3 separate regions of the Homo sapiens genome follow, and all the other regions are linked to region 3. A link is a loop called in an ENCODE intact Hi-C map of the cell type or tissue named here. Cell type or tissue: endothelial cell of umbilical vein. All regions are shown on one strand.

What was found. Peaks named below come from ENCODE experiments on the same cell type or tissue, not always from the same donor. Only the 100,000 strongest peaks of a DNase experiment are listed, where the experiment ranks them.
Region 1: it touches region 3 in a loop (7-fold over the local background); 25 of 110 quality-filtered maps call a loop at or near these places.
Region 2: a loop joins it to region 3, with 7 times the contacts of the local background. A loop is called at or near these places in 33 of 110 quality-filtered maps.

What each region holds. Positions count from the first base shown.
Region 1 is chr11:16,924,089-16,926,588 of GRCh38, forward strand. All of the region lies in intron 3 of PLEKHA7 (pleckstrin homology domain containing A7), which reads right to left. SNORD147 (small nucleolar RNA, C/D box 147) reads right to left here and starts at 1,934; the gene lies at 1,850-1,934. RefSeq lists an enhancer at 578-1,189. In endothelial cell of umbilical vein, no CTCF peak of the experiment used is centred here; a DNase peak (open chromatin) is centred at 1,563; H3K4me3 peaks cover 599 bases; H3K27me3 peaks cover 1,758 bases.
Region 2 is chr11:16,934,825-16,937,324 of GRCh38, forward strand. The region is part of intron 3 of PLEKHA7 (pleckstrin homology domain containing A7); the gene reads right to left. Among named protein-coding and RNA genes, the nearest start is that of SNORD147, 10 kb to the left of the region's middle. RefSeq lists an enhancer at 1,014-1,525. In endothelial cell of umbilical vein, a CTCF peak has its summit at 1,193; no DNase peak of the experiment used is centred here.
Region 3 is chr11:16,786,982-16,789,481 of GRCh38, forward strand. It overlaps PLEKHA7 (pleckstrin homology domain containing A7), which reads right to left. Exons shown (of 27, transcript NM_001329630.2): 23 at 2,115-2,315. Among named protein-coding and RNA genes, the nearest start is that of C11orf58, 50 kb to the left of the region's middle. In endothelial cell of umbilical vein, a CTCF peak has its summit at 1,559 (motif pointing right); DNase peaks (open chromatin) are centred at 600 and 1,570; H3K27ac peaks cover 1,393 bases.

The DNA of each region.
Region 1 (2,500 bases), 140 kb after region 3:
CCACTCCCACTCATTAGGGCCCCACCCAGAAATACCCCAGCACACAAACAGGACACCTTGTACAACTATCAGTCTTAGACCCACCCTCTCTCTGATAAGGACAGGAGGGAAACTGAAACTGCCTGAGGGAGGAGCCTCACTCCACCTTCTCTATTTCCCACCTGGACCTTTCTGCTCCCCTCCTACTGAGGGGCCTGGGAGAGACAAGTCAGGTGACACCTGACAGACACCTCTTCCTCTGCCCACAGCCCCCAGGCCTGAAAATACACCCGAGGGCACTGGCGGAGCACGCAAGGAGGTTTTCAGGCACCATGGCTGGGACAGGGCAACATTTTTCTATTTTTCAGAATGTTTCAGACTCTACCTGCTGAGAGGACTCAGGTCTCCTACACCTGGTCTGGAAGCTGCCTTGAGGAAGGGGATGGGAGTGAGATGCATTTAGGAAGGCAAAGGAGGAGGGGTACAGACGGGTTCTAAAGTAGATTAAAAACTGAGGGATGCACCCTTTCTGCCCTCTGGGAGGAGATGGGGCTGTCCCACCGACAACGAAAGGGGAACCCTTCGGGGGCAGTGCTGGTGCCTTGGGGGAATGCCCTTATCCTTCTAGGGAAATAGACTGCAACACCTTGGGCTTAAACCTTGCCTTGCCAAAGCCAAAAAAGAAAGGGGGAGGCCTGCAACCCACCAATCTCATTTTCAGATTTCCTCTCTCCAGCTTAGACACATTAATAATTAACTTGCCTACCTAGGAGCTTGCCGGCGTTGCCATAAAAGATGAGTAATGGCACCGGAGTCCCAGCCCTATGCCCGCGGGCTTCAGGGCTCGGGGCTGGGACGGGCGCCTGGAACAAAGCCTCTGCATTCCTCCGGGAAGGTGTGTCTGAAACCAGAGCTGTCACAGGCGAGAAGCTGACCCCTTACCTCCTCCGTAGCCGGCTCCTGGCAAGTGTGGGTGTAGAGGAAGGGCAGGCGCCCCTGCACACTTGGCGGAACGCTTGGCGGGGTCGCCTTTGCCCACCTCCCGGTCCCCACCCTCTCCACTGCTGGCCAGTTGCTGTCCCCGCAGCCCGCACGCCTGCGGGGCCGTGGGGTCCCCAACCACAGCCGATTTTGGGAAGCGGCGCTCTCTGCTGCTGAGGTAATCCTGTTAACAAGAACGCAGTCTGTACTTGGAGACCCGATTTTTAAAAACAACAACGGCTCCCTTGGCGTCCTTCCCGAGGAGTAACCCAAAGCCGGGCGCCGGCTCAATGAATTCTCTTGCAGAAACTCCAGCGGCCAGCTACGGCTCCCTCGCTCATGGCTGGCCGGGGACTAGCCGGCTCCAGTCACGCCCGCGCCCAGACACAAAGCACCCCCAAAAGGAGCCCGTGCACCCTGCGCCCTGTCGGCTCGACAACCCGCAGACCCCCCGAAAGTTACAGCGCGCACACACACCTGCAGGCCCCCCTTGGTCGCTCCTGCCAGACCCCCAGCGTGGCGGGGCACGCGTCCCAGGGAGGACAGCTCCGCGGCTCCATGCGACTGCTTCGCGAGCCCGGGCGGGCCACCGGTCAGCGGCGCTGGGCTACGGAGCGCGCCGGGGCCTCAGCTCGCCCGCGGCGCATCGCGCGCCCTCCTCCTCCTCGCCGGGGCCTTTCCGAGGAGCCCACACCCACTTGACATCAGCACCGATCAAAGCACGTGGCGCAGCGCCAGACAGCGGACCCCAGCGGTCCAGAGCGCGCCCCAGGTGCTGCCGTTCGGCCAGGACGGCGCGTCCGAGCCCAGCACATTCCTTTCCTCGTAGAGGATGCTGCAAGTGGGAGGGGTAGAGAGGCTGAGGAGGGGGAGGGAAAAGGGCGGAGGGGCAGGACCTGCGGCCTCAGAACTGCGCTGTTCTGGCGTCTAGCCAGACACCAGCAGACCTGTCATCCGTTGCCGCAAGTGCCCATCGGCTGGGAAGACCAGGCTGCAGGAGACCCGGGTTGCTGTCGTCTCCCCTCCAAGAGTCCTGACCTTGAATGCTCTTCCCCACAATGATTCAAGGAGTCTTCTAACAATCCCTGGTAAATTGCGGGAACGGATTCTGACAAGCCAGGAATGAAGACTTGGTTGGATGTGACTGCGACCTCATCGCCCAGGAGGCCGCTATCAGGCACCCAGCGAAGGAGACCATACCCTCTGGCTTGTCTCTGCCCTCGCAACCTCAACTATGTCTCTTTTCTTTCTCTCTTTTCTCAATGCCCTTGGCAATAAGGGATCACTCTCCTGGTCCTGCAGGCAATCAGAACTACAGCACCTCTCAGCAGCCCACACACACTTCTAATTCATTCATTAGCACCCGTCCAAATATTCACACATGCAAACATTTAAGGGTTAGTATATGCCAGGAGCAACAGATAATCTTCCTACACTCACAGTGCTTCTACTCTAGTCAGGGAGACCTATATTAAATACAGAACAAGGTAATTACCATTGTTGCGAGGGGATTACAGAGGTGTTATAAGAATGCACCAGG
Region 2 (2,500 bases), 150 kb after region 3:
TAAGGGGAGGAAATATCCTAATTAATATGTAAAATACTTTGAAATTTTTATCTCTTACAGTAAAAAAAAGAGTCTGGTTATAATTAGCACCTGTATTTTTCATACTTTTCTGTCCCTAATTGCCTAAACAATAATTTCTGGGGAAAGTAGGTGAAATCTTAATGTACTACATGTGAATGGGCGATTTTCTGGCTCTTACCATTCAAACTAGGAACAAGACGCCAGTTCAGTAACTGTGTTACTTCTTCCAAATAAGACTTGTCAAAGCTACTGTGGGGAAATTGGGAAAAAGAACCTAAATCTATCCACAAATAAATATCGAATGTGAGGCTGGGCATGGTGGCTCACGCCTGTAATCCCAGCACTTTGGGAGGACAAGGCAGGCAGATCAACTGAGGTCAGAAGTTCAAGCCCAGCCTAGCCAATATGGTGACACCCCGTCTCCACAAAAATACAACATTAGCTGGGCATGGTGGCATATGCCTGTAATCCCAGCTACTCGGGAGGTTGAGGCAGAAGAATCGCTTGAACCCGTTGCAGTGAGCCAAGATCGTGCCATTGCACTCCAGCCTGGGTGACAGAGTGAGACTCCGTCTCAAAAAAAAGATTAAATGTGTCGGTCCTTTTCTAGTGTGGGGAGGGGTAAAGGCATGTCAGTGCCCACTGCTATTCTCTGGTGTCCTTTTAAAGGTAGAAACATGCTTTAAAATATGAAATAGCCAGCAGTCTGGAAACACAACTTTGGAGACATAAAAGTTATTAGGTTTTCCAAATCACTGATATGAGCCAAAATCCTTACTGAGACTAGGGGGCCAAAGATAGAACTGAAAGCCTTGTGACATTTGCAAACACCACCCTAAGTGCCTTCTTCAGGGATACTCTCTCTACATAATCCTGAATGTTGCAATTATTCAGATCCCCATGTGCAAGCAGCACATGTTTTTGAGGCTCATTCTCAAGGGACCAAAGAAAAAGTGGTATTTTTGTCTAGCATTTTTTTTATCACCAGAATTCACTATAACCAGTATCTTGGCACTCCAAGAGCACACAGTGATGACAGATGCTTATAATGTTCACCCTGAAGACTTGCAACCTTGTGGAAGAACAGACGGATCAAATTATGCCTTGTTGCAGTTTGAAATGTGTTTTACTGCCTTCTAATATTTTGAAGACTGACAATCTATGCAGCACACGGTAGGTGGCAACACTGAGCCAGGAGAACATCCCATTTGCCAACCTTGCTGAATAGAGAAAGTTTAATATGATAATGAACCCCTTTTGAAAAATCAGGTCTCTGCAGGGCACAGTGGCTCATGCCTGTAATCCCAGCACCTTGGGAGGCCGAGGTGGGCGGATCACAGGGTCAGGAGTTCAAGACCAGCCTGGCCAACATAGTGAAACCCTGTCTCTACTAAAAAATACAAAAAATGAGCCAGGCGTGGTGGCAGGTGCCTGTAATCCCAGCTACTCGGGAGGCTGAGGCAGGAGAATTGCTTGAACCCGGGAGGCGGAGGTTGCAGGGAGCCGAGCTTATGCTATTGTACTCCAGCCTGGGAAATAGCGTGAGACTCTGTCTCAAAAAAAAAAAAAAAAAAAAAAAAATCAGGTCTCTATTAGAATAATGACAACAGGGACAAAGCAATTAAAAACACATGCCTAACAAATTTGGAATCAAAAGCACCATCAAATGTACTTCCTGGCATGTTGTCATTTCCCACCTCCACTCTCCCAATCATTGGGCAAATCCAATTATATTCCTGGAGACACCCGAATCATGCCTCTTCTCTCCCTTTCTCTCCAGTGGCTTTTATGAAAATAATATTCAACTTTAATGCATCTGCACTTCAGGAGACAGTGTGACAAGAACAATAAACACATTCACCATGTGCAGAAACCAGGGAAAATGAGTTCTGAGACTATCTTTGCCAACCCCAGGTGTGGGCTTTCTTTTCCCTAAACTCAGGCGATATTGGAATGTAGCAGCTGTCAGAAAGCAGCAATGGCCTGTGCCAGAAATACCTTTGCTGAGCTGCTCTAATTGCCAAGAGATAAGAACCCATAACTCACACAGACACTTGTAGCTCTGGCTCAGAAACAGCAGGCAGAAAGGAAAGAGCATGCCTTCCAGCAATGTGACCTTGGGCAAGCTGTTTCCCTCCCCCTGAGCCTCAGTCTCCCTCATCTTTGAGGACTACCAGCAACATGTATCAAGTACCAATTACAGGATTGGATTTATAGCAGGTTAATAACCTGGAGTCGTTGTTATTAACAATCTCCAAATTGTTAATAACCGTGGAGTAAAATGAGCTTGGAGATGGCCACCAAGCTCTCTGGACAAGAGACAGTTTGCACGCTTGAAAGGGCCTTGATTTCCTGGGAAGACACTACAAGAATCAGTCACATAAAATCCCTGAATGCTTTGGCCTTATTCATTTGTTCTAACAAATATTTATTGAGGGTATACCATGTGCCAAGATTGTGCTGGGCACTGAGGACAATA
Region 3 (2,500 bases):
ATGTTTTCTTTAAATTAGAAAAAAAAACTAAATCATATAAAATTGAAATGCTAAATCAAATGGAATGTTTCTAAGGCTGTTTCACAGTATCAACTTTGTAACAAGCTTCCCAAGAGGGAAAATCTAACCGATAAGATCCAACCATGACTGTCCAGCTCCGTGGTGACTTCCTGTTGACCCAGGACCTGCATCCTCACAGGCCTTTGACCGCTGAGCAGGTTGTTGAGAACAGAGCAGGCTCAAAGCCTCTCTTCCCCTGAGCAAAACCAAAGCAGATGCTTATCTATCCCAGGCCATCTTCTCTCTCCCATCCATCCACCTCAAAGCCCCAAATGGTCCTGATTGTCTTTGATGCCTCAAGTCCCTCCAGAACCCCAAACCCAGAGCCATATTCGCACATTTCACCCATTCATGCACAAGCTCTCAATGACTCCAAATCAATGTAATCACTCTTAGGTGATGGTTTCCAACTATTGTTGGAAAGGATTAGGCAACTGAAGTTCCAAAGATGAAAAAATCAATTTAATGATTCACAAAGAAAACACTCATTTCCTTACACGCTCACAAATGCTCCAAATAGAGACAAGTCCTCATTTAAACCCAGCCTGATTGTTTCCACAAACAGGAAAAGTTCACTAGACTCTATAAGGTATCCTGGGGAAGAACCACGCCAATCCATTATTATTAAGCAACATGTTTATTGGCGTTGATGCAGAGACTTACACAAGTCTTCTTTTTTAAGAGAAAAATTACAAGGTATTCAAGTTACGATTTTTAGATAATCTCTACATTTGAGACATCAAATTATAAAAGGTCAGTGTTACCCCATATGACATTTGTTTTAAAAGTTTAAAGGTTACCAGGTTTGCAGCTTTTAAAGATATGAATGTCCTGGGCCTTACCCCTTTGGTGTCTGAGCTAGCAGCTGCAGAGAGGCCCTCTGAATACACAGTATATTTTGCTATCCCTTCAAGTTATTAAATACCAGAAACACAAAAGGTTTTCCATAAGAAATTGTGTGATTGGACTACAGGAATTAAAACCGAACAACCTCAGTCTTGGGAGAATGTATTCAAACGTGCAATCTCTGAAGTCCCTGTCTACTGTCCAGGTGTAAAGCATGGATTTTTATAAATTAATAATGCCCAGACCTCTGCCAATGACTGTGGCGTCAGGCAGCAGGTTGGCTCAGGCTTGTGGGGTGGCTTTTGGGACAAGTGAATTATGAGTCAGTAGGCCTGCATGAAGAGGGCAGCAGAAAGGTGAGTCACATCTGGGAACACTCAACAGGCTATGGAGACAAGAACCGCTATTACAAGCCCGGTAATAAGTAGCACAGGCCAGTTAGAGCATGTTCAATGCAAATCAGAAGCTTCTGTAAACACAATCAGGCAGGATTAGAGAGGCAATGAGCGGTAACACTAAAAGCAAAGGAGCTTGTGCAATGAATTAGGGAAAGAACAATCAGGCTAGAGGTTTAGGGAAACATGGGATTTCAAACAACAGGGAAAAGTCAAATGGAATGTTTCCAAAGGGACCTAAGGTGACTGTGGACAGGGCGCAGCGCCAGGAAGCGCCACCAGGGGGCAGCACAGGCCTCCCCAGCAATCCCAGACACCCTGAGGCCTCTGCACTGCAAGCCCAGGGAGACCAGTGGCCCTTGGGGCAGGGGTGTGACCCCGTGCTCCATCACCCTCACACAGCATCTGCTGGCAGGTCTGGGAGGCTGATCAGTTTGCTTGTGCTTCTAACCAAATCATGTCACCATCTTCCTCCTCTCCTCTCTGAACCCTGTATTCCCAGGTCCTGAATTCAGCCGAGATTCCGAACGCCTGCAAAGGCCCCTCTCCATCGCGGCTGGGAGGACTGACTGGGTATTTCCTCAGGCTCCTGGGCCTGTTTGATCCTCACTCCAGCTCTGGTTCAGGTCACCCTCTGACCAGGCATTCGTCCAGCCTGGGTCGTGGACAAACAGCCCCGTGGGGTGTTCTCTGAACCATGTAGGTCAATGGACAGCTCTCTCACTGGGAGGTGTGATGTGCTTGTGTTTGGGGGACTCTGAGGGGCACTCGGCTCCCTGTCCCTGCCCCGCTGCCTGGCCCCTCCTAACATACTGAGCCAAGATCTCCAGGGAGCGGCCGGCTGAGGTAGCGAGATGAGGGCAGGCCCGTCCTCTCCCCTTGGCCCAGTGTCCTCTTGCGCTCTCGGACCAGGGCCTTCTGGTGTCGCTTCATGCGCTCCAGCTGCTCCTCTGCACTCATCTTGCCTCGCTGGTGATCCCCTGAGTACAGGCGCTCCAAGGCACTCTTAGGTCTCTGAGGAAGAGGAGGCAGGCAAGAGAGACACAGAACAGCTGGGCTGGGCACGCAGAGGACAGCCACCCTGCTGGCTGCATTCCCGTTGTCTCTCTCTCACACACATGCACACTCTAGTTGGGCTCCTCTTGGCCTTAGAGAACTATTTCCTCTAAGCAACACGATGCCCCCAACCCTCAGGAGCT